Regions from separate parts of the Mus musculus genome. Here region 1 is linked to region 2. The links are chromatin loops, found by intact Hi-C in ENCODE. Cell type or tissue: left cerebral cortex. All regions are shown on one strand. Links, peaks and the distances in the headings refer to the core of each region. The heading gives the core; the rest is flanking DNA. Region 1 has its middle 10 kb from the start of Cnot10. Region 2 holds the start of Cmtm6 (CKLF-like MARVEL transmembrane domain containing 6).

What was found. Peaks named below come from ENCODE experiments on the same cell type or tissue, not always from the same donor. Only the 100,000 strongest peaks of a DNase experiment are listed, where the experiment ranks them.
Region 1: a loop joins it to region 2, with 7 times the contacts of the local background. A loop is called at or near these places in 28 of 42 quality-filtered maps.

What each region holds. Positions count from the first base shown.
Region 1 is chr9:114,643,060-114,658,309 of GRCm38, forward strand. It overlaps the pseudogene Gm7780. Among named protein-coding and RNA genes, the nearest start is that of Cnot10, 10 kb to the left of the region's middle. In left cerebral cortex, for the core only: CTCF peaks have their summits at 4,436 (motif pointing right) and 5,588 (motif pointing right); a DNase peak (open chromatin) is centred at 3,739; H3K27ac peaks cover 431 bases.
Region 2 is chr9:114,724,691-114,739,940 of GRCm38, forward strand. It overlaps Cmtm6 (CKLF-like MARVEL transmembrane domain containing 6), which reads left to right and starts at 6,513. Exons shown (of 4, transcript NM_026036.3): 1 at 6,513-6,683; 2 at 12,493-12,669. The coding sequence starts at 6,546. In left cerebral cortex, for the core only: CTCF peaks have their summits at 2,819 (motif pointing left) and 6,497 (motif pointing left); DNase peaks (open chromatin) are centred at 3,899, 6,444, 7,087 and 7,413; H3K4me3 peaks cover 2,427 bases; H3K27ac peaks cover 1,264 bases.

The DNA.
Region 1 (15,250 bases), core at 2,561-10,560, 82 kb before region 2:
GCATGTACATGTACATGCAATGTGGCATGTACACATGTTCTCTCTCTCTCTCTCTCTTTCTCTCTCTCTCTCTCTCTCTCAAAATCTATATATAAACTAGCAGAATGTTTGGTGTTATGTGTCTTTAATCCCAGTATTTGGAAAGTAGTGGTCCAGAGGATCAATATGACTTCCAGAAAAGCCTAGGTGAAGAGTGACACCCTGTCTCGGAAGACCCAAGGCGTCACACGCTTCTCATGACAGTACTTGGAAGGAAGGCAGAGAAGCCGGAGGACCAGACATCTAAAGACAACCATGGCTACATAGCCAGCTCAGGGCCAGCTTGGTAAGATATGTGAAACCCTGTGACAAACAACAGCAATGAAAACAAAAAGTCAAACAAGGGGGGGGGTGTATAGAGCAGGGACTGGATAGATGGCTGAGTGGCCACTGGTGCCTGCTTCTCTTTCAGAGAACGTGAGTCCAGTTCTCAGTACCCAGGTCAAGTAACTAGCTTGTAACTAGTTCCAGCAGATCCCATTTCATTTTCTGGCCTCCATGGGCACCTCTACTCACTGACATTATCACTTGTGCACAAAGAAAGAGAGAGAAAAGACAATCAAACAGGCTGCCTCCACTTTCCAAGTTCCGGCGCTACAGGCGTGCACCACTCTACCTGGTATATGTGGTGTTGGGATCGAATCCAGGCCTTCACGCACGTTGGGCAAGCATCCCACCAATAAAGCTATATCATCAGCCACAGTGTATTTAGCCTTGTAACTCATCTCTTTCACATACTGTGCAGGGATGTCAGTGAAGGATTCTGGTTGAAGAAAAGGCAGATGCAAGTGCCTTTTAGATGAATTAAACATGATTTTCCTCATCTAGTTAGTCATCTTTCCGGAACACCCTCCCTCTTGCTTTTCCCCAGTTTCCTTTGGAGAGTCCCAGTTTATGAAATAGCTGTCCATTCTCCATAGTGACCTTCTTCAAGTCTCTTATGTCTCTATGACTTCTGAGACTCTGCAAGTTAAAGGATGAGGGTAAGCAAAGATGTTAAATGTCCCTGAACTGTTGGTGTGAGCTGTGACTTTTCCTGAACCTTTCATGCCAAGAAGAGAGTGTTTATGGCCTCTACCATAGAGACCATTCATTGGCAACTATATTGACAAATGTCAATGCCTGGCTCCCAGAGAGGAAAAGCCAGGCTGGATAAATTACACCATTGGGTAAATCATGCAGATTCCCCGCCTACCCAAAGGAGACAGAAAGGAATGTGCAGTCAGAAACAACAAGAACAAAACAGACAAACCAAATGGATCACCAGTATTCTTTGGAAGGCAGAGAGATGCAAAGCTTCAGAACTGATAAAAATCCAGTTATGGGTATGTGAGCTTTGTGATGGGGGAGCGGTACTAGACTAATGTATTGGCTACTTCTCTTTCTGTGTCAAACAGCTGATAAAGAACTTGAGAGAGGAGGGGTGTAGTTTGTTGTAGTGGGAAGATCTTGGCTGCAGGTGTCTCCATAGCTTTAGTAGGAAGCTGCTGGCTTACATCTTTATGGATTGAGAAGCAAAGAGAAGGGAATTGGAGCGCTCAGCTGGAGTTCTACTTAAAAACCAAAACCAAAACCAAACCAAAACAAAACAGGGACTGGAGATATGGCTCAGCGGTTAAGAGCACCGACTGCTCTTCTGAAGGTCCTGAGTTCAAATCCCAGCAACCACATGGTGGCTCACAACCATCCATAACAAGATCTGACTCTCTCTTCTGGAGTGTCTGAAGACAGCTGTAGTGTACTTACATATAATAAATAAATAAATCTTTAAAAACAAAACAAAAAAACAACTGCATGTGGCTGGAGAGATAGCTCAGAGGTCTTCCAGAGGACTGGGGTTCTATTCCCTCACTCAAATGGTAGCCCACAACTGTCTGTAACTCCAGTCCCAGGGGGTCTGATGCTCTCTTCTGAACTCCATAGGCCCCAGACATGCACAGTGCGCATGGTGCACAAATAAAATATTCATACACATTTTTTTAAAAAGTGTGTGTTCATGCATGTGTGTGTATATGTATGTGTGTATGTGTGTGTATATATAAGCATGTGTGTATGTGTGTGTGCATGTGTGTATGTGTATGTGTGTGTGTGTGTGTGTGTGTGTATGTGTGTGTGTGTATAGGTTAGAAAACTACTTTTGGGAGTCAATTTTCTCCTGCCACCATGTGGCTTCCAGGGTTGAACTCAGATTGCTGGACTTGGTGACAAGTACCTTTACCTATTGAGTCCTTTCAGAAACTCCTGATAGTTTCATACAGATGTGTCAGTATACTCTTTAAAAATGTATTTAGAGCCGGGCAGTGGTGGTGCATGCCTTTAATCCCAGCACTTGGGAGACAGAGGGAGGCGGATTTCTGAGTTCGAGGCCAGCCTGGTCTACAGAGTGAGTTCCAGGACAGCCAGGGCTACAGAGAAGCCCTGTCTCAAAAAACAACAAACAAATAAACAAACAAAGTGTTTAGAAGTGGGATCTCACTGAATATCTCTGGCTGCCCTTGGAACTCAATGTGTAGACCAGGCTGGCTTGAACTCACAGAAATCCACCTGCCTCTTGTGTTCCTGGATTACAGGCATCACCACTATGCAGGGTCTCTGTGTGAATACTCTTTCCTTCCTGCTAGTTATTCGGTCTGGGAGCCCAGGCCACAGAATGGTACACTGGCTGATTTTATATCAACTCAACACAAGCTAGAGCAACGGTTCTCAATGTGTGGGTTGAGACACCCTTAGACACCTGACCATCAGACATCCTGCTCATCAGATATTTACACTACCATTTATAACAGTAGCAAAGTTACAGTTATGGAGTAGCCATGAATAAGTAGCATGTCACCACCACGTGGGGATCCATAAAAGGTCAAAGCATTAAGAAGGTTGAAAAACGGGCTGGTGAGATGGCTCAGTGGGTTAGAGCACCCGGCTGCTCTTCCGAAGGTCCAGAGTTCAAATCCCAGCAACCACATGGTGTCTCACAACCATCTGTAACAAGATCTGACTCCCTCTTCTGGAGTGTCTGAAGACAGCTACAGTGTACTTACATATAATAAATAAATAAATCTTTAAACAAACAAAAAAAAAAAGAACGTTGAAAAACACTGAGCTAGAATTATCAGAGAGAGCAGAGCCTCAATTGAGAAAATGCCTTGATAAGATCTCACTGTAAAGACATTTTCTTAATGATCAATTTATTAAGGAGAGGGACCAGCCCATTATGGACGGTACCATCCCTGGACTGGCAGTCCTGGGTTCTATAAGAAAGCAGGCTGAGCCGGGCAGTGGTGGCGCACGCCTTTAATCCCAGCGCTTGGGAGGCAGAGACAGGTGGATTTCTGAGTTCGAGGCCAGCCTGGTCTACAGAGTGAGTTCCAGGACAGCCAGGGCTACACAGAGAAACCCTGTCTTGTAAACCACGCCCCACCCCTCCCCACCCCCCCAAAAAGAAAGAAAGCAGGCTGCGTAAATCACCAGGAGCAAGCCAGTAAGCAGCATCCCTCCATGGCTCTGCATCAGCTCCTGCCTCCAGGGTCCTGCCCTGCTTGAGCTCCTGTCCTGACTTCCTTTGGTGATGATCAGCAAGATGGAAATGTGGGCTGATTAAAGCCTTCCCTCCCTGACTTACTTTCTTGGCCATGCTTCCTTGCTTCTATTGTTGCAGCGATAGAATTCCTAACGGAGACAGATGGCACCACCCACATTCAGCCTGGATCTTCCCTCCTCAGTTCACCCTCTCTGGAAACTCCCTCACAAACACACCCAGAGATGTGTCTCCTAGAAGACGCCGAATCATTGTTAAAGTTGTAGCGAGAAGCAACAATCACAGCTTAGCAGAAAGAGGCTACCTTAGGCCTTCAGGAAACTTGACTTCCCGCCTCCTTCTCGGTTCCTGCAGGAGCCTGGGTGTGTGCTCAGACTGGTAATCTACTACTAGGAGTTACACAACACAGTAGGACTTTGGAGCACCATTCCCCCACCCTAAGCAGAAAAGTCTTTATCTATTCCCCTTCCTGATCAGGCAAACAGCCTGGCCCAAAACTTTGGCCCAGAACCGGAATCCTGGGCTAGTCTCCGTGTCCTAGGATTTGGGAGACCAACCACAAACTTGTCAGACCAAGGAGCTAGAGAAATGGCTAAGTGGTTAGAGCATTTCTTGCCCTTGCAGAGGACCTAGGTTTGGCTGCCGGCAACCACATGGTGGTTCATAACCTTTGTAACTCCAGTTCCAGAGGATCAGATAAGTCCTTTCAGCTTCCGTAGGCATCTGGCATGCACATGGTGCGCAGACATGCATCCAGACAAAACACCCATACACATAAAGTAAAATAAAATAATACAATATTTTAAAAATGCATTTAAAAATTTTTTATTTATTTAACATGTTCTCTGTTGCATATACACCTGCATACCAGAAGAGGGCATCAGATTCCCTTATGCATGGGTGCTGGGAATTTAACTCAGGACCCCTGGACGAGGCCAATACTCTTTTTTTGTTTGTTTGTTTTCAGGTTTATTGAAAATATGGCATAACAGATTAAACAGCTCCACGTGGAGTTTTGAAATTCATGCCAACCGTAGGCTGAGTGACCTGAAGGTTAGAGAGACTGCCCAAGTCCGGAAGCGTCAGCATCTCCTTGGTGTCGGGATCCACCTCAATGATCTCCTGATCTAGGGCTGAGACCTCAGGGACGTAATTATCTCTCCTCTCTCTCTCGTCTTCCTGCAACGTGATAGAGCTGCCTCTCACAGGACCTCTCTGAATCCGCTTCGTCAGATGTGTGACGTAGCCGGCTATCTTGTTCCCAAGCTTCTTGCTGGGGATAATGGCGATCTCCTCGCACACACGCTTGTTGGTGTGGAAGTCATTACCCAGGTGCGTGTAGGTACTTCTCGATGATGACCCGGGCCGTCTTCTTCACAGTCTTGGTGCGAACGTGGCCCATGTTGGCCGGTCTCGGTACGAGGCCAATACTCTTAATTGCTGAGCTATCTTACCAGTCCCTGAAAAATGAATTTTATGAGAAAGCTCTTCAGATCATCTCAGGTTCCTAGCTATAAGCCCCCCAGGGGTCAAGCCTGAGTGATGTCGCACCTTACCCTCCATGAACTATGTCCACAGATGATGTTGTCATCTGTGTCCCAGAACCTCAAATTCTGACCTCAGAGATGTTCTTCCCCTCCCAGGCTGTCTCTACACTTACCTCCTGTGTGACTGCAGCACATGCCTTAAACGGTGGCATCACTTTTAGACTGTGTGACTTTGCTTACACATTTCTAACAGAAACAAAACAAAACAAAACAAAAACAAACAAACAAACAAAAAACCCGGGCTGGTGAGATGGCTCAGTGGGTAAGAGCACCCGACTGCTCTTCCGAAGGTCCGGAGTTCAAATCCCAGCAACCATATGGTGGCTCACAACCATCTGTAACAAGATCTGACGCCCTTTTATGGAGTGTTTGAAGACAGCTACAGTGTACTTACATATAATAAATAAATAAATCTTTAAAAAAAAAAAAAAAAAACCCTGAATTTATGATTGACCACTAGAGGGCACCATCTCACAGACTACATTCAGAGTGTGCATTTTGAGACAGCCTGGAGAGTGTTCGCGCTTTTTATGTTTGTTTGTTTGTTGGTTTGTTTGTTTTTGTTTTTTTCGAGACAGGGTTTCTCTGTGTAGCCCTGGCTGTCCTGGAACTCACTTTGTAGACCAGGCTGGCCACGAACTCAGAAATCCGCCTGCCTCTGCCTCCCGAGTGCTGGGATTAAAGGCGTGGGCCACCAATAACTTCCCCAAGGGTTTCAACTTTCAATATTGTGGATCCTGTTCCAACATGAATGTAAAAAGTCTTGATCGAGGCTGCCATGGTGGCCTGTAATTCCAGCACTTAGGAGATAGATGAAAGTGGAATGCTGTGAGTTTGAGGCCAGGCTGGTCTGCACTGTGATTTCCAATACAGCTATGCAGAGTGTGATCTTGTCTCAAAACAAAACAACAACAACAAACAACAAAAAAGCAAGCAAGTGAACAAACAAATAAACCCAGAAATAAGCTGGGGCAGTCATAGTGCACGCCTTTAATATCAGCACTCAGGAGACAGAGACAGATAGGTCTCTGGGTTCGAGGCCAGCCTGGTCTCCAAAATGAATTCCAGGACAGTCAAGGCTATACAGAGAAACCCTGTCTTGAACCCCACCCCACCCCCAGCCAAATCAAGTTCTTATGGTCTTGAATATATAATATATACATATATATTACTTATAATATATATATTTACAAATATTGGCCATAAGATAAGCAACAGGTCTTTAAAAAAAATGTTTGCCAGGAAGAATTTAAAAAGCCAAGTCCGCCTTCTCCTGGCTGCTCCCTCTGTCACTAAATGCAGGCTGTGTCTAGCCAGGGGAACAAACACAATTGTTCAGTCTAATTATTTCTATTGTTTATGGGGCTGAGTCAGAGTGGGGAGGTCTGACTAATGAAGAGGTTAAACCATATTTTCTCCTTCCCACTCAAATGCAGATCGGAATAAATAGCTTGGGTTGGGCCAAACCCAGCTTTGCAGAGGTACACTCATGTTTTAGATCCTTTCTTTGTCCCATTCGTTGGCTTCCCTTTGCTGCGTGAGCCCCGACAGTGGTGGTTGTGCTGGGCAAGCTTTGATGTTGTTTTTGTTTGCTTTTTCTGTTTGGTTTTTGTCAACTTGACATGAGCTGGAGTCGTCTAGGAGGACGGGAGGCTGTTGGGGAAACTGCCTCCATCCGATTGGCTTACAGCAAGGCTGCGGTCATTTCTTGGTGTGGGAAAGCCCAGCCTGAGCCCATTGTGAGTGGTGATATTCTTGGGCATGTGTCCTGGGCAGTATAAAAACAAAGCGAGGCTCACCGGGCAGTGGTGGTGCACACCTTTATACCCAGCACTAGGGAGGAAGAGACGGTTTGATCTTTGCTCATTGTAGGCTATCTGGGTCTACAGAGTGAGTTCCAGGACAGCCAGGGCTACCCAGAAGAACCCTATCTCTGAAAACAAAACAACAACAATAGCAAAAAGCAGGCTGATCTAGCAACGGGGAGGAAGGCAGTAAAAAGTATTCCCCCAGATGAACTATAAGATGGAACAAACCCTTTCTTCAATCACAAGTTCATCACATCACTAGACATCTAAGGTGAGGTGTTCCAGTAAGGTGGTCTGGGAGTCATTTTGAAAAAGCGAGTGATCCTGCCGTTTTGATTTCTGTCATGGCGGCTGCGCTTTTAGCTCTGCAACCCTGTCTTAGTTAGGGTTTCTGTTACTGCAGTGAAACACCATACCCAATAAGTAACTTGAGGAGGAAAAGGTTTTATTTGGCTCACACTTCCACATCACTGTTCATCATCAAAAGAAGTCAGGGCAGGAGCCTGGAGGCAGGAGCTGATGTAGGGGCTCTGGAGGGGCACTGCTTACTGGCTTGATCCCCATGGCTTGCTCAGCCCGCTGTCTTAGAGAACCCAGAACACCAGTCCAAGGATGGCACTACTTACCATCAATCACTACATAAGAAAATGCCCTACAGTCGGATCTTTTTTTTTTGGTTTTTCGAGACAGGGTTTCTCTGTATAGCCCTGGCTGTCCTGGAACTCACTTTGTAGACCAGGCTGGCCTCGAACTCAGAGATCCACCTGCCTCTGCCTCCCGAGTGCTGGGATTAAAGGCGTGCGCCACCACTCCCGGCTACAGTCGGATCTTATGGAGGCATTTTTAAACTGAGGTTCCTTCCTTTCAGATAGCTCTAGCCGGTGTCAAGTTGACTTAAAACTAGCCTGTATACCCCCTAACTGAAGTTTCCTGAACCTCAGTCTCTCCTCTGGAAAGTAGGGCAGTGGTGATATTCAGCTCATTGTTATGTAGGTGTAATGGGGCAAGAGATGCGTTGTGATGTGGGTTCGGTTACCTGTAAAAACCTGCAGCATCTACTGCTAAGCTCGGCAGGTTTGAGCTGTCGTAATTGGGGCGGGGCTACGGAGGAGGGACTACATCTGCAGGAGGAAGTGGCATACCCGAAAAGCATGGATGCTGCTTGTTCTCTCAGAGGTCAGTATCTCTCAGTGACGTAAACCCTAAACCGGCACAGCAGCGAACCGACTCCTGAATACGGAGAGACACATGCAGTGCTGGCCTTAGGTGGAGAAAACTCCCGGTGCGATGAACAGCGGTGAACTCAGAGACTCAGAGAATCTCTTAAATCTGCTTAAAATGAAGAGAATAAGCTATGGGTGAGGTCCTATCCCTAAACAGTCTGTGACATCACTCTCTCTAAATCTCAGCGAACTTTGCAGAAGAGGGCGCAGAAAGTGTGTAAGAGCTAGGAGACAGAGTGAAGGATTATGGGATGCTATTCCTTGGAGTCGTACACCTGCGGCCATCATTACCTCGCTAAAACTGTAGTTACTGCCCCAAGGCCCACACAAGACCTGCATGTGAGACTTTACCCTTTGCTTCTGAACTATATTGACTATGGGTAGATTCAGGAGGCGGGGGAGTCACTGCCATTAATGGTCCTAGGCCCCAAAGCTATGGTTACACACATGGCCCTTGTTAATCTTGGTGGTTAGAAAATGAAACAAATAGATATGAATGTGTGAGAGAGAATTTTGAAGAAGGCTTGTCAAGGGTGACAGGGAGGTGGGTGGTAGGAAGTGAGAGTGGTTGTCAGTGTGCAAGGCATACATACTTGAAAGTGTGTGTTTGTGTATGTTTGTGTGTGTGTGTGTGTGTGTATGTGTGTGTGTTTTCAGCCCAAGCTGGGCTAGGAAAAATAGCTCAGTTGAAGTGCTTACCATGCAAACAAGAGGCTGGACCTTGATTGATTAGCATGTTAAGAGCAATCCATGCAATGAATCCCACTCAAGTTAGAGTTCCAGGTAGTTGTGAGCCAACCTACAGGGCTGATAGAAATGGGACTCTGGTCCTCTGGAGAGAGCAGTACGCTCTTAACCAGAGACATCTCTCCAGCCTCCTGGCTGTCCTGTGCTCTGTAGATCAGGCTGGCCTGGAACTCACAGAGATCCAGTTGCTTCTGCTTCCTGGATGCGGGGATTAAAGGCTTGTGCCACCACTTCAGGTTGATTGTGTGTGTGTGTGTGTATCTGTGTGTGTGTATGTGTGTGAGTACATGTGTATGTGCTACAGATTGGAAGTCATAGGACAACTTTCAGGAGTTGTGTTTTTTTTTTTTTTTTTTTTTACTTTGACCTTGTTTTCTGAGGCAGGGTCACTCTGGTCTCTGCCACATTACTTACTCCAGGGGAGCTGGCAGATTTTGAGAAATGTAAGTTTTTCCTATAACACATTCATGGAGAAGGAAGACAATCTTTTGACCCTGAGTTAGGCAAAAATTTCTCAAACCTAGGTATCATGGTGTACAACTAGCAGCCCCGCACTCAGGGTGTGGAAGCAGGAAGATTGAGAATTCCAAGTCACCATTGACTGCATAGTGAGTTTAAGGCCAGCCAAAGCTATGTGAACCCTGTGCTCATGGTAGGCACTGTTGATGTGCTAGAGAGTTTCATGGCAATGTAACCCAAGCAAAAGTCATGAGAGGAGGGAACCTCAGTTTAAAAAGTGCCTCTAAAAGGCTGGGCTGTAGGACTCGTTTGTAATTAGTAGTAAGTGATTGATTGGGGAGGGCCAAGTCCATTGTGAGTGATTCCACCCCTGGGCTGGAGGTGATAATAAGAAGAAAGCAGGAAGAGTAAGATAGAGGAAGCAAGCCAGAAAGCAGCACTCCTCCATGGCCTCTGCATTAGCTCCTGCATCCAGGTTCCTGCCCTATTTGAGCTGCTGTCCTGTCTTCTTTTGATGATACATTCCAATACAGAAGTGTAACCCAAATAAGCCCTTTGGTCATCAAATTGCTTTGGTCCTGGTGTTTCATCACAGCAATAGTCACACTAAGACAGTTGGGAACAATACACTCGTCAATGACTGCTGGCTTGTGGCCCTGAGCTCACTAAACTGAGGCTAGCTTTGAACAAGTGCTCCCTTGCCTTTACTTTCTCAGAGATGGAATTAGAGGCATGTGTCACCATGCCTAGTTATATATGGTACTAAGGTGTGGAGAGCCGTGCCGCGAGCAATCGCGTGCGTGCTGTGAGCAATCACCATTATAAGATGGTGCTGGCTTCCACTGCGCCTAACTAGTAAACAAGCCTTATGCGCAAGTGCAAGAGTGAACTCACGCCTAGTCACTGCCCATCTCGCGGGCATAGTAATGGGGTGATGGGCGAGCAACGAATCAGGAGCTGTCACGCCACATCAGGTGCTGAAACGTCATGCTGCGGGCTATATAAGCAGCACCATTTTCCCGGTTCGGGGTCTTCCCTCCTGATAAGTAAGCAATAAAAGCTTTGCCGCAGAAGATTCCGGTTGTCCTGAGTGTGTTCTTGCCGGCGGGGACAAAAGCTTGGGATACTAAGGATCAAACCCAGTTCTCAATCTCTTTCTCCCTCTCCCTCTCCCTCTCCCTCTCCCTCTCCCTCTCCCTCCCCCCTCCCCCTCACCCTCTTTGCCCCTCTTTTCGTTTGGTTTCTGGTTGTATTCCTGGCTGTCCTGGAACTCACTATGTAGAGCAGGCTGGCTTCGAACTTGCAGATATCCACCTGCGTCTGCCTCTAGAATGTGGGTATTAAAAGGTGAATGTCACCATGCTCAGATCCCTTTTGGGCTTTGTGAGACAGAATCTCAAGTAGTCTAGGTTGGCCTTGAACTCCTTATCCTCCGCAAGACTGTTGGGGTTACAGGTATAGGCTACCACACTCGCCGAGTCTTAGAACTTCTATTTGAAAGCATGCCTCTCACCAACAATAGAAGTGGCATCAAGTAGGGCCACCTTGGTGGCTCACGACCATGTGTAACTCTAGTTTGAGGGAATCTGATGCCTTCTCTTGGTACCCATGTGCAGGAGTACATGCATGCATGCATGCAGACACACAGACATATACATAAATAGAATTATGAGCTTATATGTGTGAGGTGGGGGAGGTTGTGTACAAACCTACAGTGACTGCCAAGCTCAGAGAAGGGGCTTGTTCAGCTCCACTGGAACTGGAGTTACAGGCAACTGTGAGCCTCCTGAATGCGTTCCCCAACCTGAATTTGGATCTTGTAAAAGAGGAGTATATGCTTTATTTTTTAAAAAGATTTATTTATTTATTTATCTATATATTTATTTATTTAATGTATATGAGTTCACTGTAGCTGTGCAGATGGTTGTGAGCCATCATGTGGTTGCTGGAATTTGAATTTTAGGATCTCTGCTCCCTTCAGCCCCGCTCGCTCCGGCCCAAAGATTTATTTATAATTATATGTAAGTGCACTGTAGCTGTCTTCAGACACACCAGAAGAGGGCAACAGATCCCATTACAGATGGTTGTGAGCCACCATGTGGTTGCTGGGAATTGAACTCAGGATCTCGGGAAGAGCAGTCAGTGCTCTCAACCACTGAGCCATCCATCCAGTCCAGAATATATACTCTTAATCACTAAGTCATCTCTCCAACCCCCAAATAAATCTCTCTCTCTTTTTAAATTTTTAAAGTGGCATTTTAGGTGTCTCCAAACACTCTTGATATTGGTTCCTCTATAGTCTTCCTCTTTGCCAATACATCATTTATCATCTATGTGTTTCTGCATTATAAAGGCTTGACCTTGTTTTTAAGATGAAAAAGATCAAACAACTCCTTCAATGTTTAAATGCTAAAAAGAAGAATTTTTCCCCCTTTTTTTTTTTTGCCAAAACTACACTGATCAGTAAAATAGCTCAGAAATTTTCATGCAAATAAAAACAAAAAGTATTGTTGCCAGGCAACAAATAAAAGGAGAGCATTATTTTTATGCTTTTAGGGAGGTATACCATTTCGCTCTACAGTTTCCATGGAGAATCCCAATTATCAGGATTAATCAAACACTACAACACTGAAATTTTATGCGAAGGGACTTGCGTTAGTAAGCAATTACCAACGCTAAGGGGAAAAGAGGAGGAGTTTTTAGATAAAAAACTCCAAGGTGGGCATGGTAGCCCAGTAAGGACTGTGAGCCACTGAGCCGTTTCTCCAGGGAACTGTGTTCTTGTGGACAGATGGCTGTGCAGGGGGTGTGTGGAGGACAAAAGGGGTCGATTTCGTTGTGCTAACCTGGGAGAGCTTACCAAGGCTGTTTGTTCAGAGTTGTGCTGGCATCCAGAGACGTTCTCTCTCTCCTAGGATGGAAAAGCATACTTATCACACCAGCATCTGCAAGGCAGAAGGAAAAGAGAAGAGAGAGAATTGCAGCGTGGCATTTTTGGGTTTCCTGGTCTGCTTTAGAGAGGAGGACCAGAAAATTCTGCAGGAACACTCAGAGGCGTCGAGCTCTTGCTCTTCCAGAGGGCCTGAGCTCAGTTCCCAGCACTGAGCATTGTGGGCAGCTCATGTGCTCCTGTAACCCCAGCTCCAGGGGATCTGATGCCCTCTTCTGGCCACCTTGGGTATCTGAACACATGTGGCATGAACACAGAGATACGTACAGAGACACATTAAAAAAAATTCTTAAAAAAAGAGCCAGGCAGTGGTGGTACATGTCTTTAATCCCAGCACTCAGGATGCAGAGGCAGGTGGATCTCTGTGAGTTCAAACAAGCCTGGTCTACACAGAGAAACCCTGTCTCAAAAATCAAGGGAAAATAAGAAAGAAGGCAGGCATGCAGGCAGGCAGGAAGGAAGGAAGGAAGAATACATATTCAATATTATCAGCCCTGGCTCCCATCCATCTTCATCCTGGCTACCGAGGTGATGTGCTTAATATATGCTTAAGTGAACGTTTAATTTATCAAGTTTAGAAGTTGTTTATAGGGGGCTGGAGAGATGGCTCAGTGGTTAAGAGCACCGACTGCTCTTCTGGAGGTCCTGAGTTCAAATCCCAGCAGTCACATGGTGGCTCACAACCATCCACAACAAGATCTGACACCCTCTTCAGAGTGTCTGAAGACAGCTACAGTGTACTTACATATAATAAATAAATAAATCTTTAAAAAGAAAAGGTTGTTTGTAGGCTTAGAAGTCAGGCAGCTTCAAGGTAAGTGTGTAAAATAAAGCCCTCACCCGATAATGTGTTAGTGAAATTTAATACAGCTGTAAGTGTATAAAAACCGATGATTTTAGCTGGGGTGCTTTTTGCTGCCCCTCCCCCACTGGCAACGTCTGTTGTACTTGGTAAGCTTGATTACTTACTTACCTGAGGGTATTTATAATCCCCATGGACATGTCTGCGATGGATTTTCCAGACTGGGCTAACTGAGATGGGAAGACTCACCCTGTATGTGGAACTCCCTGGGCTGGGGTGCTTGGATGAATAAGAAGGAGAAAGCCAGCTGAGCATCAGCATCCCTCCTTTCTGCTTCCTGACTGTAGACGCCACGTGACCAGCTGCCTCATGCTCCCCTGGTCCCTAATCCCTCTTGGTCATGATGTACTGTATCTTCAAACTGTGAGCCACAATGAACGCTTCTTTCTTTAAGCAGCGTTCCTCCGTTTGTTTGTTTATTTCAGCAATGAGAAAAGTGACAAACACGTCTGGAGACATTCTCTGTTGTCACAACTGTGCAGGTAGAATTTATGTAGGGGTGGTGCCAGCTGGCTTATAAAACACAGGCCATGCAACTTGATTTCTTTGACAACACAAATTATCCAACCTAAAACATAGGTGGTGCTGAAACAGAACTTCTGGGCTGAAGACCTAGAGAGATGTACAGGTTTAAAAAAAAAAAGGAAGCTCTAAGATTAAAACCATTGCAGCAGCAACTTCCCTTCACTGCAGCGATCAGATAGGCTATCCCTTTGCGGGGCTTGGGCAGTAGCTTGGGAAGAGCAGAAACTTAGAACAGAGAGGAGAAACATTTGTTCAGGGCAAAGTAGGAGAGAGAAGCATCCTGGATTGTCCTTCGTGCAACTTGCCAAACTCCTACCCCATTGGCTGAACTCCTCAGACCCATAATTAAAGTCCAGGAAGCCTGGCTTACAGTAGCCCTGTAAAACGTAATATGAGCCCAGAAGGGCAAAAGCAGGGGATGTGTTTGACAGCAGACAAGCAAATACCTATCATTTCCATCCTGGAAGATGAAGAACAAAATGAATCCAGGGCTGGGCTAGTGATATAGCTTAGGGAGTAAAATCACTTGCTGAGCAAGTCTGACAACCCAAATTTCATCTCCAGAACCCATCTAAGGTGCTGGGGTGACAGAGGTCTGCTCCGGCTAGGGAACGGGCTAAAGCGGAACACTGTGACAGCTAAGGACTAACTGTGGAGAGCTCTTGGTGCCACTTCAAGGATATTGGCAAGAATATTTACATTGGGTTAAGATAAGGAAGTAGGCTCAGGCAAGAATTTGACTTTGGGCTAGGACAAGGCTCAAGATGAATACAGCTGAGGAATGTGGTTTTTGTATTGTGATTGTCTTGTTAAGTCCCTGAATACAGTAATTATGGGACCTTTCTATAAGCTTTGTTTGTTCCTTGACTACTTTTTTTAATGACTTGGAAATGGTCTTATTCTTTGTATGTACCTAGAATGATATAAAAGCAGACTGGAAAAAAATTAAACCCGCTTCAGTACTGGCTGAAGTCATACTGTAATGTTCTCTAATTGTCTTTTTTTTCTTCTCTCTTTAATCCTCACTCCCTCCCTTGAGACCCTGTTGACTGAGTGAGTTGGCTTGGTTAACTAATGACCCTTGGCCTTATATTACTATTTGTGCTTTAATAAGCACTGGTTTCTTTTCTTTCTTGATTCAAGGACCTCTCGCTGGCCAGGTGAGAGACTTGGAATTCATTAACCCTTTTAAATCAGAAAGAAAAATAGGAATCCATTAACTCTTTGTGAATCGGAGATGAAAAAGGAAAAGAACTAAAGTCTTTTACACAGCAGGCAATATGCACAGACAGATAGACAGACAGATACACACACACATACACACACTTTGGTCAGGCCCAACCACCTGTCTCATCAACTCCACAAGTGCTAATGCATAATGACACACACACACCTGTGTTTACATGTGCATAGACACATTTGGTGAATGGAGCAAAAGCTCCCTTGAGCAATTCCCAGTGAGCAACTGCCAACAAGGAAAAAACTCACTCATTTTGGATGAAAAAGAAGCTCCAACCTGGAGAAGAAGCGGGAGAGATGGCTCAGCGGTTAAGAG
Region 2 (15,250 bases), core at 2,818-10,817:
GGATTATGGATGTGGACCAGTGTGCCTGGTTTTCTGTGGTGCTAAAGACTGAACTCAGGGCTTTGTGCCTGTTAAACAAGCACTCTATCCACTGAGCTGCCTCCCAACCAAGGACAGTTTCTTTTTTTGTTTTTCGAGACAGGGTTTCTCTGTATAGCCCCGGCTGTCTTGGAACTCACTCTGTAGACCAGGCTGGCCTCGAACTCAGAAATCCGCCTGCCTCTGCCTCCCTAGTGCTGGGATTAAAGGCGTGCGCCACCACGCCCGGCTCCAGGACAGTTACTTATAACGACATTCCCTATAGATAGAAACAGAATCTTAAAACACCACCACCACCAAACCCCAAACCCTCCTGCTGTGTGTGTGTGTTTATGTCTAGTTATGCACATGTCTTGGAACATGTGTGTGTTTAGAGGTCAGAAGACAGCTTGTACAGTTGGTTCTGTCCTTCCACCATGTGGGACATGGGATGAGACTCGGTTGTCAGAGTGACACCAAGTGCCTTTACCCAATGCGCTGTCTTACCAGCCCTGTAGACTCTTATTTAATGGGTGTAGCTGGGATTTTGTAGTTTTGTGGGGGGTTTTGGTATGATTTTTTTTTTATTCTTTGAGAGTATATGTATATATTCATACAGTATATTTATATCCATTTCTAGTTCCTCTAGACCTCCCCCAACACATCCTTTTCCCAGAATCGTGTCTCTTAAACATTTTATAGCCCACCAAGTTCAGTTAATGCTGTTTGTATGCAGTGGGTTTGGGGCTATCTACAAGTGGTCACATCCCTCAAAGAAAAATGACTTTCCTTCCACAGCAACAAAATGGGCCCCGTTCCTCAGCTTGGGGCGGGGCCTCGAGAGCCCTTGCCCCATGTATGCTGGGACACTGACGGATGGCCTTGTGTAGGTCAGTAATCACCGCCGCTGTGCACTGCAGTGTGACCACCATGTCCCATCCAGAAGACACCCTTTCAGAGTCCTGCTGGCTGTCTACATTATTTCTGCCCCTCTTAGGTGATGTTCTCTGAGCTTGGGAGGTGTTGACATTGACATTCACCTTACAACCCCCCTCCCACACACACATACACACCAATTGAGCCTATTAGACACTTCAGATGGATTTGCCTTTATTGTTATGATCTAAATCTGGAATATCCCTATAGACTCATGACTTGAATGCTTGTTCTCCCTGGTGGTGGTGGTGGTGGTGGTGGTGGTGGTGGTGGTGGTGGTAGTGGTGATGGTGGTGGTGGTGGTGGTGGTGGTGGTAGTGGTGGTGGTGGTGGTGGTGGTGGTGGTGGTGGTAGTGGTGGTGGTGGTGGTGGTGGTGGTGGTAGTGGTGGTGGTGGTGGTGGTGGTGGTGGTGGTGGTATTGAACCTTACAACTTAGAAGGTGGTTCCTGGTTGAAGGATATAGGTCTTCTTCCCCAGCTCTCTTACCTCCTGTATCATGAGTTGAGCCTTTCCAGCCCACCACGGCATTACCTGCCATGATATTCTGCCTCACAAGCTTGGGGCTGGAGAGATGGCTCAGCAGTTAAGAGCTCTGACTGCTCTTCCGAAGATCCTGAGTTCAAATCTCAGCACCCACATGGTGGCTCACAACCACCCATAATGAGATCTGACGCCCTCTTCTGGTGTGTCTGAAGTCAGCTACAGTGAATTTATGTATAATAATAAATAAATCTTAAAAAAAAAAAGTCCTCATGCTATGGTGCCAACGAGATAGCTCACCTGGTAAAAGTGCTTGCCTCTGGGCTAGAGATGGGTCAGAGGTTAAGAGCACTGGCTGCTCTTCCAAAGGTTCCCAGTTCAATTCCAGCAACCACATGGTGGCTCACAACCATCTGTAATGGGATCCAATGTCCTCTTCTGTCACACAAGCATACATGCAAATAGAGCACTCACGTGCATAAATGTTAAATCTTAAAAGAAAGAAAAGAGAAGCATGCTGACTTGCAAAGCTGCATGGCCACTCTGTAGGCAAGAGCACTAGCTTGTGAGAATTCTGGAAAAAAAGAAAAATACATTATCTCATAATTTCTGTATGTAACAGCCCTGGAACTAGAACTGTAGACCAGGCTGGCTGCAGCCTTTCCAGTGTTAGGCCTGCAGGTATGAAATGCCATATCTGGCTAGCTTTTATATTGGAAACACTTTGCAAATATTTGAATGTAAAACCTCTATGCGTTATCTTTTCACTATTCCTGCGAGTAGCTATTGTATGTACGATAGCATTCACAGAGAGGTCAGAGTTGTGGTCACTCCAGGCGTCGGTCTTCACCTGCCACAGTGTTTGAAATAGGATTGTCCTGGCCACTGCCTTAGCTGGCCCATGAATTTATGGCTTGCCTGTCTCTACCTCATGTCTTCCCATAGCAATAGGTTGGGAATTCAGGTACACACACCACTCTGTCTTTCCAGCTTTTATGTAGGGTTGGAATCGGAGCTCAGCGGATCAGGTTTATATAGCAAGCACCTTCCTTCCTTTGCAGACCTGTCTATCTCCCTGGCCCTTGTTTTCACTTTTTAACTTTTTATCAATTGTTTAATTTTTTTTTCTCAAGACACTCTTTCTCTGTCTCGGAACTCATTCTGTAGACCAGGCAGACCTCTAACTCAAAGATCCAAACTCCACTAACTGGACCCCACCCTCTTCCATCCCCATGTAACTAAAACCTTCTCTGCTCTAAGTGGTCAAACTGTTTTGCACTAAAGCACTCACAGGAGGTCCCTCAGCATTTTCTTTCTCTAATAGCTGGACATCACTCTGTGGCTACGGGTGACCATGCCTTTGCTCTTTGTCACCCTCTGCTGGTGAAATAGAACATACCGACTGGGAATGTAATTTTAGCTTTGCTAGATTCTCTGCCTTCATGGCTGCTCCATTTAGAGGGGTGGGGGTGAGGTGGGTAGGTCGGGGAGAGGGGTGGTCAGAGGGAGATGGGTGAGGGCCTAAGACTCCCTTGCCTTTTCCAACACTGTTTCTTGTATTCTTGGCTGTTCTTTGGCTTATCTCCCACTCTGATATTTAAACCCTGGGGGCATCTTCATACATTCAACACGAATACCGTGATAGAGGCAGCTTTCCCTACCACCCATTTATGAAAAGGCCTTTCCATCTGCAGGTGTGTGTTCTCCACTGTACTGTCCGTCAGTTCAAGGGCCCTGTAAACCCACCATGAATTTAAAATAGCAAACTTTTAATTAAAATGTATTTATTCTTATCAGTGCATATGAGCGTGGGTATGTGCATGCTGACTGTATATGGAGGACAGAGGACAACTTTCAGGAGTCAGTTCTCTCCTTCCACCATGAGTTAACAAAAATCCAACTCAGGTCTACTAGCTGGTGAGGCAAACACCTTTGCTGGCTGAGCTGTCTTGCTGGTCTAAATTAATTAATTAATTATTAATTTATTTATTTTGGAGACAGAGTCTTACGTAGTCCAGACTGTCTTCAAACTCACTTTCTATGTAGTCAAAGCTGATCTTGAACTTCTGGTCCTCCTGCCTCTACCTCCAAGCTCCTGAGATTAAAGATGTCTGCCATCACAGCAGGTTTTATGCCTGGTTGGGACTCCATGCACATCCAAGCCAGGCAAGCACTTTGGCAACTGTCTTAGTAAGGGTTTTACTGCTGTGAACAGACACCATGACCAAGGCAACATTTATAAGGACAATATTTAATTGGGGCTGGTTTACAGGTTCTGAGGTTCAGTCCATTATCAATGTGGGAGTGTGGCAGCATTCAGGCAGGCATGGTGCAAGCAGAGCTGAGAATTCTACATCTTCATCTGAAGGCTGCTAGCAGAATACTGGCTTCCAGGCAGCTAGGATGAGGGTCTTAAAAGCCCACACCCACAGTGACACACCTACTCCAACAAGGTCACACTTCCCCCAACAAGGCCACACCCAGTTTAACAGAGCCACACCTTCTAATAGTGCCACTCCTTAGGCCGAGCATACACAAACCATCACAGCAACTGACCTACATCTCCAGCTCTGTCTTAGTATTTTAGGTCAGTATACAAAGCATGGTTTCCATCCTGGCATTTCACACATGTCTCATCTCATCGTGCTTGGGCCTCATTCATGCCCCACCCCTTCAGCTGGCTCCCAGTCTTCCCTCTGTTTGCAATTCTGTTTTCCTGCGCTCCACTGCCTCCAGTCTCATCTCCCTCTCATGAAGTCCTTTCTAGTTTCATGATATACAAACACCCCATGTAAACACACAAACACACACACTAAGTTGATTTATCCTGGGACTGGAGAGATGGCTCAGTACTTAAGGGTAGTTGATGCTCTTGCAGAGGACCCAGGTTTGATTGTAGGCACTTTACAACGACCTATAACACCAGTTCCAGAGACTCCAATGCCCTCTTCTGACCTCTGTGGGCAGAAGAGATTTACCTGGTATACAAATATACATGCAGGCAAATATAAATTTAAAGTTAAAAAATTTATTTTTTCCTTTGTATATTTGTGCAGGGGTGTGTGTGTGAGAGAGAGAAAGAGAGAGACAGAGAGAGACAGAGATCAGAGACAGACACACACGGAGAGTGTGCATATATGCATATATCAGGAGAGTCCATAGAAGGACATTGGATCCCTTGGAACTGGAGTTACAGGTGGTTGTAAGCCACCCTATGTGGGTGCTGGGAACCAGACTTAGATTCTATTAAAGAGCAGAAATTGCTTTTAACCACTGAGCCATCTCTCCAGCCCCATAAATATAATTTTAAAATCTAGGACCTACATATGAGACAGACCATATGGCCTTTGTCTTTTGAATGTGCCTTATTTCCCTTCACAGTAATACTCTGTTGTATTCATTTTCCTACAGATGTCATGGTTTCACAAAACAAGAACAATAAACTTGAGTAAAATTCCACTAAATGTTCTGCATTTCTTTTGTCCACTCATCTGTTGGCATGGTCAGTATGTTCATGTCATATATCAATATCTGACACTCTGATTAATCTTTTTGTTAATTGTCCTTTGAAATTTTCATTAATCTGCTAACTGTCCTGCCAGAAAGGATTTTCTGTCTCTGGTTGGCACGGGGCAGTAAACTTAATATCCAGATCTGGTTTTCAGTTGTACTGTAAACATCCAATGATACTGAAAAACAAGAACAGGGAAGACAGCTTAGCTGGTAAAGTGCTGGCTGCCATTGGTGATGTGAGTTCGATTCCTAGAACCCATATAAAAAGACCAATGTAGCCTGTGCTTGTAACGGCGGAGCTGGCAAGGCGGGACGCTGATCTCTGGGTCTTCTTAGCCTTTTAGCCTCACCTATCTAGTAAGCTAGGTTCAGTGAGACACACTGCCCTAAAACAGGGTAGATGGTGCCTGAGGAACATACTCAAGGTTGACTTCTGACCTCCACACTTGCACCCGCGCGAGCCTGCACCTTCATACGCGGGTGCACCCCTCCCGCCCATGAGAAGATGACTATCTGAAAGATGGAAGATAGTGAGACGTGAGAAATAAGTCAAATCTCTGTGGGAGGAGCATGGAGGGGTGCAGCTCAACGGGGGGGGGGGCGGGGGGGCGGGGCGGGGGGAGACGGGGACGGGCGCGGGGGAGGAGGGCGGTTAGCATACAGAAGGACCTCAATGTGATCTCTGGCAGTTTTAAAAAAACAAAACAGGCTGAGGGGAGGAGGAGCACGTGCCTGTAATCTCAGCACTTCAGAGACAGAGGCAGGAGGATTGTCACTAGTTGCAGACTAGTGCTGGCTATGTACATAGTTCTAGGCTAGTCTGGGCACGTGAAACCTTGGTTTTATTTCTTTTATTTTTAAATCAGACCGAAACGAAACTAAAAGACACAGATCAAGTCAGGGCGGAGAGGTGGCTCAGTAGGTAAAGGCGCCAGTTACTAAGCCTGAAAATGAATTCAATTCTCAGGAAGAAATGACTCAGAATAGTTTTCTGACCTCAGCACAACGCTCCTTCTTAGATAGGTGGATGGACGGATGGATAGATAGATCGATAGATAGATAGATTAAAAATATAGATAAAATAGATAGATTAATCAAAGTGTAATTTAAAAAATCCAAAAAACAAAAAAGCTGAAGTCCATCGAAAGCATGAAACTGTCAAGAGTTAGCCGGGCAGTGGTGGCGCAACGCCTTTAATCCCAGCACTTGGGAGGCAGAGGCAGGCAGATTTCTGAGTTCGAGGCCAGCCTGGTCTACAGAGTGAGTTCCAGGATAGCCAGGGCTACACGGAGAAACCCTGTCTCGAAAAACCAAAAATAAATAAATAAATAAAATAAAAACCCAAAAAAAGAAAGAAACTGTCGAGAGTTAACCAGAGAGCAGGAAAGGCAGAGGGGTGTGGCGAACAAGAGGCGCGGCAAACCATGGGGGCGTGGCAAAGGGAGAGAAATTCTATGGGCTGGAGCTCAGCAAGCGAGGGGGCGTGACGAGGCGTGAGGAGGGCGGAGTTGACCGGAAGCGTGGGCGGAGTCCCAGGAAGTGACGCCCCCTACCGCTCGGCCGAGAGTTTAGCTGGGTGAGCGAGTGTTTGCGGGCGATGGAGAACGGAGCGGTCTACAGTCCCACCACCGAGGCGGCCCCGGGCACTGGCAGGGGTGCGCGCAGCGGCCTGGCCGCCTACTTCGTCCTGGGCAGGCTCCCTTGGCATCGGCGCATCCTCAAAGGCTTGCAGCTGGTGAGCCTACGGCGGCGGCCGGGACCTGTGGGCTGAGGGCTGGGGTGGATGCCTCGAGGCTGCCGCTCGCTCGGCCTCCTCGTTCGGGAAGCAGCCGTTTCCACACCCCAGTTCCTTCCCTTCCTACCCGGGAAGGAGGCGTTGCCGTCCACCGCCTACCCGTGGCCCGGCCTCAGCCTCTTAAACCCTTTTTCCCTTCTCTCAGCTAGAATTCTTTCATTATCGCCCAGAATGCTTGTGTTTCAGACAACGTAGTGCTTTCTGTTTATCTTTTCTGGCTTTTGCGGTTTTCCGGGTGCTGGCCCATTAGGGCAATATAACATGTCGGATAGTTTGTGTATGTGTTTAACTTGCACAGTGAGTTTGATCAAGGCAGAGAGAGTCGAAAGGGCATCTTTCTGCTTCATGTGTGCGGGTGAGAGAACCTGAACCTGCTTCTCTTTATTTCCGCCTAGGCGTGAAACTGTAGTCATCTTTGCTATTTAAATTATGATACTCCTGCTGTGTCTCAGCTGCCAATGGGTATTAAGGTTTTTCAAGAAGACACTTTTCGGAAAACCAAATTGTTTAGAATGTTTATGGGTTTTGTTTAGTTTTGTGAGCCATTTATGCTAAAAGTGGCCCACTGCCTTTCTTGGGAAGATTTAAAATTCTCAAAACGCCGATAATCAGAACTTACATTCTTGGAACTCAGTTGACCTACTTTCCTGAAGTAGAAAGCCAGCAGTTAGAAAACTGGCGCTGCTTTTAGGTGCCAGCTTGGGGATGAGAGGAAATCATTCAGAGACAAGTGATAAGTAGATCTGGTCTTGTGTAACCCCCTACATCCTCCTAAGATGTCTGCAGTGGACACCTTTAGGTTCCGCAGGCACCTGGGTTCCCCGTCTTTGCGCATTTGCAGAACCTGTTCCTTTAACCCAGATGGGTGTGGTTTTGCCCCCACCCTTCCACCTCCTTCTTTTCCTTCTCCCTCTCTCCCCTTGTTCCTCTCTTCCTCCCCCTCTCCTTTCCATTCCTTCTCTTCCACTCTTTTTTCACAGGGTCTCAAGTCTCATGTAGTCCAGTTAACTTTAGACTCACTAATGTAGAGGATGACCTTTGAACTCCTGATACTGCTGTCTCCACAGTGCTGGGATTACAGGTGTGCTCCACCGTGCGGTCTATGTGGTGCGGAGAATTGAACCCAGGGCCTTGTGCATGCGAGGCAAGTGCTCTGCCTACTGTGCTATAGCAACAGCTCCAGATTGTGTCTCTTTTGCGCTTCTCTTTTGCCCTTCTCTGCAGTAAACACATGTGTCTAATGGAACCTTTTGAACAGAGAAATTTCTGTTTGCTCCAAGGAAGTCATCTCTATTGGTCTTCTGCATGGGTGTGCAGAACAAAATCTCTTATTTTTAGTTGCTTTTATTTCTTTTTCTAATAAGAAATGCTAAAGCCGGAGTAAAAAATTCTCATTATTATAGTTCAGCAGGCCTTAGCTCTGTGTCTTCAGAATAGGACACAACCCGAAGTTTTGCTGGTGTTTTGCAGTTGAACCATAGAGATGAGTTTGCCTTGAAAAGGTCGTTAGCTGCTCTGTGTGTATTTGCCATCATGGGAATAGAGCAAAGCACTCTGTGAAATCCGTTTGTTATGGGGAACTTGTAATGCTAAAGCATGCTTTCTTTAAATACTTTACTCCCTATACACCCCACCTCCACCCCAGGCTGGCTGTTTTGAAACTCACTCTGTAGGCTAGGCCGGCTTTGAACTCAAGAGTTCTGCCTGCCTCTGCCTCCCAAGTGCTAGGATTAAAGGCTAGTACTACCACCACTGCCCACTTTTTCATTTTTATAGTTGCCGTTTTGTTCCTGCTTTTTCTGTTTTAATACAGTCTTACTTATTAACAATAAAAATATACTACAGGGTTACTAAAGAAAGTCCCAAGAAAGCTATAGATGAGGTCTGTTTGGCCAGGCTGAGGGCTGTAGGCAAGACTTCTCCTAGTCTTTAGTTGATTTAAAGCCTAATAGAATTGCAGAGCTCTGATAAGAAAACAAGGGTGTGGAGACACCAGAATCAGAAGCAGAGGCATAGTGTGTTAACAAGGAACCTTCAAGCCTCGGGAAGTGCATTTGCAGTGTTTGTATGTGATTCGGTTATTCTGGGCCCATGAATCTTATTAGCAGGTTTTCTAAGACTGCAAAGAGAAAAGAAGCCTGTTGTGAAACAATAGACCTGGGAGAGTGGTGGTGGTGGGGCTAGGTCACCTCTAGGTTCTTTCCACCCTTAGATCTCCCAGGCTGCTTGGGACTTGCTCTTACCAAGCTAAATATCAAGGGGCACGTGGTGAGCCTGCAAACCCGGGAGATTCCAATACAAGTGTAAAACTAGTCTTGGAGCAGTGCTGCTGTACCCGTCACGTCTGACCTGCCTCTTGTCAAAGGCTTGTCCGTCTGACATCTATAGTGGAGGCTCACTGTCTCTTATCTTTCCAGAACGGAGCAGTAAATACGTTGAAACAGTGTTGTAAGGAATCGTAAATTTTATGCAACTAGACTTTCGGTTTATTGTGTCTGTAGATTCACCCTTATGTTTCTATTTTATTTTTTTAAATACTTGATGATGGAATTTATATGGGTTTTATTGTTTAAATGAACCAGTGATTTAACGTGATTTCGTATGTGTGGTTGTGTTCATGCTGCGTGTGGATGGACGCCTCAGCTGCCAATTTTTCCCCCTTTGTGCAGTTATCTGGAGATGATCCGACTGGACACTTTGTACTTGGGCTTCCTTTGGCTGTTGAAGGGCATCTGCATTGTTTCTGGTTTGGGGCTGTATGAGTAAAGTCATCTTGAAATTCCTGCGCTGGCTTTTGCTCAAGTGGGTCTTCATTTCTCTGGAGTACCCGACAGTGCTTAGCTTTTGAAGACGCTCCTAGTTTTCCTAGTATTGGTCTGTTGACATTTGTAATCAAAGTGTGGGTGAATGTACTGTGCACCGTGAAATACAACTCTTGGTTTTCATTTTTCTTTTCTTCCCCAAGCTACTCTGTTTCTTGTTTGTTTGTTTGTTTGTTTGTTTGTTTTCCAGGGCTGGGAGTTGAATCAGAGGCTCCGGAATGCCAATGCCTGGCATGTATCCTACCTCTAATCTACATTCCTAGCTCTTAGTGTTGTGTTGTAGCCCAGGCTGGCCTGGGCCTCTAGCGGATCCTACTGCCTCTGCTTCCTGGGTGCTGGCTTTCTTGGTGTGTAGCCCACTCTAGTCTGCTTTGTTGTTGTTGCTGTTTTTTTGTTTGTTTGTTTTTTTTTGTAGCCACTCTGTGCCTGGCTTTCTCCCCTGTCCTCACTGGAGTGAGGTAGAATTTCCCTTTGGCCTTTGACTGTGGACCATCAGTCCTTTTGACGTCCAGGGACCCCAGAGACTCCCCATGCCAGTCTTTTTCCACTCTCTAAAGAGTTAAACTCCTGAGTGCCAGCTCCTCCCTGTACAGAGGTGCTCCCTGATTGTCTCTGGTCCTCCCAGCAAAGGGTCTCTGCTAGGATGGTGAAATGTGCTGAATGCTCTAGTCTGGAACTTCCCTTCTTCCTGTGAGCGCATCCACTGCACCCTTGACTCTGCTCACACCTGACGCTGCTTTTCTAGTCTACTGCCTTCTGTCCCCACCACAGCCCCCTTCCTCGAGTGCTGCAGACTCTCTGGGTCCCTTTGTCTGCGTGGAACGAGTCTCTGGGGCAGATGGGCAAGGCATTGATGAGTGACAGACAGACCAACACGCGAGATTGTGTAGAATCTGAATGTATTGTCACAAAGTGAACACCAGTCTTATATAGTACAGAAAATACAAGGGGTGGGAAGTCACAGCAGGCAAGGTACATTGAAGTTGCCTGATACAAAACAAAGGAATGACTTCAAAGGAACTTACAGGAACCAGGTAAGTGTTTACAGTAAAGATAAAGCAGTCCTGCTTAGGGTCAGCTTAGTGACAGGTAAGGATTTCACACTCTAGTGCTATACCTTTGAACTTTGTGAAGGCTAGCAGGCCTCATGAATAATGCAATATCACAACCCCCCTGTTTCCTAGGCCTTGCTAAATTCTTTTTTTTTTTTTTTTAAGATTTATTTATTTATTATATGTAAGTACACTGTGGCTGTCTTCCAACACACCAGAAGAGGGCATCAAATCTCATTACGGGTGGTTGTGAGCCACCATGTGGTTGCTGGGATTTGAACGCAAGCCCTTTGGAAGAGCAGTTGGCGCTTTAACCGCTGAGCCATCTCTCCAGCCCCCTTGCTAAATTCTTATATGAGTGTAACTTTTAAGTAACTGGAGAATCTCCATTTGTCAGAAGAATTCACCAACTTGCTTCTAATATGCAATGCAGCCTGTACTGAATATTTCTATCTCAGTGGGATTCCCTGGCTCTTTTATGGTATTCCCTTGTTTGGGTGAGATTTGCTACTGTCCTTAGTAGCAGACCAGCTCTGAGCTGCTGGCTCCATCTTTTGTAATGCTTAATTAGTTACTGAATAGGTAACTTCTTTTTTTTTTTTTTTTTTTTTTTTTTTTTTTTAAGATTTATTTATTATTATATGTACGTACACTGTAGCTGTCTTCAGACACACCAGAAGAGGGAGTCAGATCTTGTTACAGATGGTTGTGAGCCACCATGTGGTTGCTGGGATTTGAACTCTGGACCTTCGGAAGAGCAGTCGGGTGCTCTTACCCACTGAGCCATCTCACCAGCCCAATAGGTAACTTCTTTACTGCATTCCTGCTGGAGTAGGCCTCTGGGACCTTGGAACACTGGGGAGACTTAACTATATCAGAATTTAATCTTAAAAGGCATTTATAATAAAATACTAAAAGAGAGCTCGTAGTTCCATACACCAGACTAACTCAGGAATAGGGTATGAGTATATGGGTTAATGAGAACACCAAAGCTCCAGGAGGTGAGTTTCCGCGAAACTCTTTTCCTTGTTGAGTGCTTACAGACTTTTCAGCCTGTCAAGCAGACTTGACCAGAGTGCGTGGCACTCAAGTACAGAGTTATCTAACGCTCTGCCAGACTGGAGTTTTCTTGCAGTGTCACCAATATCATGGTCGCTGTCGCGTAGTGCAGTTTAATGCAGGCTCTCCTTGACCAGTGCTCCTGACCTCTGAGTAGTGAGCGGTAGCACACTTGCCGCCTTCTTCCGATGGGCTCGCTTGCTCTGCCTGATGCCCCTTCGGCTGCTGTTTCTCATTGCTGGCTTCTCCCCTCGCAAGCTGCCCTCTCTCAGGATGCTCTTGACCTCTTGCTTGGCTGCCACCCAGAGTCTGTGTGTGCAGCCACACTTCCTGACCTCTAGATTAGTCTGACCATGTGCCTCCAGCTATACCTTGGCTGACTTTCCCACTGACTCCATTATAGCAGCTAAAAAAACTTGCCGTGCGTAATGGCACTCAGCTTTCTCTCCTTCTGGAAGTCCTTCCTGTGGGCTGTTGGAACACTCTCATTTCTGAGTCTTAGCGTTTGACACACAGTAGTTAACTGGGTGTATCCCTTCAAGGCAAGCTGACTCTAAGTTCTATTTACCAAGTTTTCTCACTAATCTGGTTTGCCCCAGTCTCTACTTTACGAATATTTTAGCAAACAGATAGTGGATTTAATTTTGTTTTAGAAGGGCGGTGTCTCACAGCCTTGGCAGAGGCTGTCTGGGAACTCTTGATCCTCCGACTTCTGCCTCCCAAGTGTCTGTCTGGGTTTATAGCCACAGCCTGCATGTAGGTTTTGGATGTCATGGGTCATCTCACTCACTGAGGTCAAATGGTTTCCATCTGTAGCTGCTGTCTCTCCTGGCCTTCATCTGTGAAGAGGTTGTGTCCGAGTGTGGGTTGTGTGGAGGCCTCTACTTCTTTGAATTTGTGAGCTGTAGCGCCTTTCTCCTGAGCCTCCTCCTGCTGATCGTGTACTGCACCCCAGTGCACGACAGAGTGGATACTGGAAAAGTCAAGTCATCGGTAAGTGGGAAAAACACAGTCCCTGTGTCGGGCTCGCCTGGTTTTATTGTGAGAGTGGTAATGCTTTCAGAGTGCTTCGCTGGAAAACACTGTGTCCTAGCTCTCTGCCCCCTAGTAACTGGGCTCCACGTCAAAGATGGAGAGAAGAAACGAACCCAGGGGAGAAGGAAGCCACCAGTGATCTGATAGTTAGTGGTGGCCTCACCTAATTCACGGTAGACATTGTGTAGTGTTTGCCTTACAACCAGCCTAGATTGGCCTTGACCTTGTGATCTCCTGTCCTGAGGGCTGACAATATAGGCATGGGCCACTGTGCCCCCTAAATATTTTGTTTTAGAAGTTTGATTTTGTCACTTTTCATTTTTTACATTTTAGAGTGTCACTCATTGGCTTTACAGTTAGGGATTGAGTGACTGCTCTCTACCAGACATAGCACTGTGTGTGGGAGCCAGAGGGATACCACGACACTACAGGCTCTTTAAACAAAGCAACACGTGGGTCTGTCTGTGTTTTCTTTTCCTTTTTTTTTTTTTTTTTTTTTTTTTGACAGGGTTTCTCTGTGTATCACTGGCTGTCCTGGAACTCATTCGGTAGACCAGACTGGCCTCAAACTCACAGAAATCCTCCTGCCTCTGCCTCCCGTGTGATGGGATTAAAGATGTGCACCACCGTGCCTGGCACTTTGATTTAATTATATAAAAAGATAAAAGTTGTGTTTAGGTGAATACAGAATGCCTTTGTTGGATCACTGTGTTCCCCAGGCTGGGGTTGTGGCCCAACAGGAAAAGCCCTGAGTGAAGGACAGGAATGTGGGTCCCTGCACCCACATATGGCGACTTGCCTGTTATCCCAGTGTTCTGGAGACAGAGACAGGACTAACCAAGTCAGGGAGCCCTGTGTTCCATGAGAGAGCATCTGGAAAGATGCTGACATCTCTCTGCCTCAGACATGCACACACATACAGACCTACAAACACACGCCTGATGTAATTGTCATCTGCCTCTGTCCGCTAACCTAGGCTTAGAATGTTCTCAGCCTCTGAGATTTGCTGCTGAATAAGATCACCCTTTCTAGTTCTTTCTGAACTCTGTTGGCAGGTTTAACTCAGCTCTTCTGGCTCTGACACCTCAGCAAGCTGATTCAAGTCTGGCTTCTTCTGGTTTCTGAATTGCTCTGCTTGGCCTTTGTGGCATTCTGTTCTAATCTTCTGACTCCTTCTCATTCTCTGGCTCATTCTGTCTTCACCTGTGCCCACCTTGTTCTTTCTCTGCAACTTGTAGTAAAACTCTCTTTCTCTCTCTCTCTCTCTCTCTCTCTCTCTCTTCTCTCTCTCTCTCTCTCTCTCTCTCTCTCTCTCCCTCTCTCTCTCTCTCTCTCTCAGCTGCTCCATCTTAAGTAGCTTCCCTTTCTTCTCTCTTCTTGTAAGAGTTGGGCTTAGCCTATTCTGTCAAGACATTCTCTGATTCATCACTTTGTGTGCCACTCAGACATCACTTTCCAACATGGGTGCTTCCTTCTACAAACTGATTTTCCCTTCATTGTTTGGGATTCAAGGTGTGAGCTAGAATAACAATGTAACAATGCTGCTGGATTAAAATCCCTCTGCAATATACATGTAAACAAACAAACAAACCCACCCAAAACCAACTGGGGTACAGTTCAGCTGGGAAAACTCTTGCTTGGCTTGTACTGGGCCTTAGGAATTGGTGTGCTTTTACATACCTGTAATCTCAGAAGTCAGGTGCTACAGAGAATTTACTCCGCAGAGCTGTCCTCTGGCCTTCACATACATACAGTGGCACTTACATCATCACGCCAACAATAAGAAACAAACAAGTCACATAACTAGGAAGTTACATAGCTGGGATTTGAACTGTGGTAGTCTGACTTTACAAGCTATGTTTATCAAACATTGCATCTTTTTAAAAGATTTGATTTTGTGTATATGTTTGTTTGCATGTTTTTTATATACTCTGTGCATTCTGGTACCCTTGGTGGCTAGAAGAGGGTGTCAAATCCCCTGAAACTGGAGTTAGAGATGATTGTGAACCACCCTGTGGTTGCTGGGAATTGAACCCTGGTCCTGTGGAAGAGCAGCAAGTGCTCTAACTGTTGAGACATCTCTCTCTAGCCCTGGTTCAGAGTAGGTAATCCCAGTACTTGGAAGGTAGAAGCAGGACTAGCATAAGTTCCTGGCCAGTCTGGGCTAGGTGAGAACCTGTGAGAAAGAAATACAAACCCACCAAACACCTCAGGGGTTATGTTCATTCGCCAAGCATTCCTGAGGCCATGGGTTCACGTCCCAGGAACAGGAAGCACAAAGATGGAAACAAACAAGCAAGCAAACAAGCAAACAGAACCTACTCAGAAGCAAAACCCGGCTGGATGTGGTGTCGCTTGTCTGTAATCCCAGCGGGAACTCGGGAAGCAGAGGCAGGTGGTTGGGTCTCCCTGAGTTCCAGGTCACCCCGGGCTACATGGTGAGACCCTGTCTCAAAAAGAAAAGTTTGTGACATACTATTATATGCAGCTTAAACTAGACAGTGTTGTTTGAATGCAGGCTTATTGACGAGGTACCATA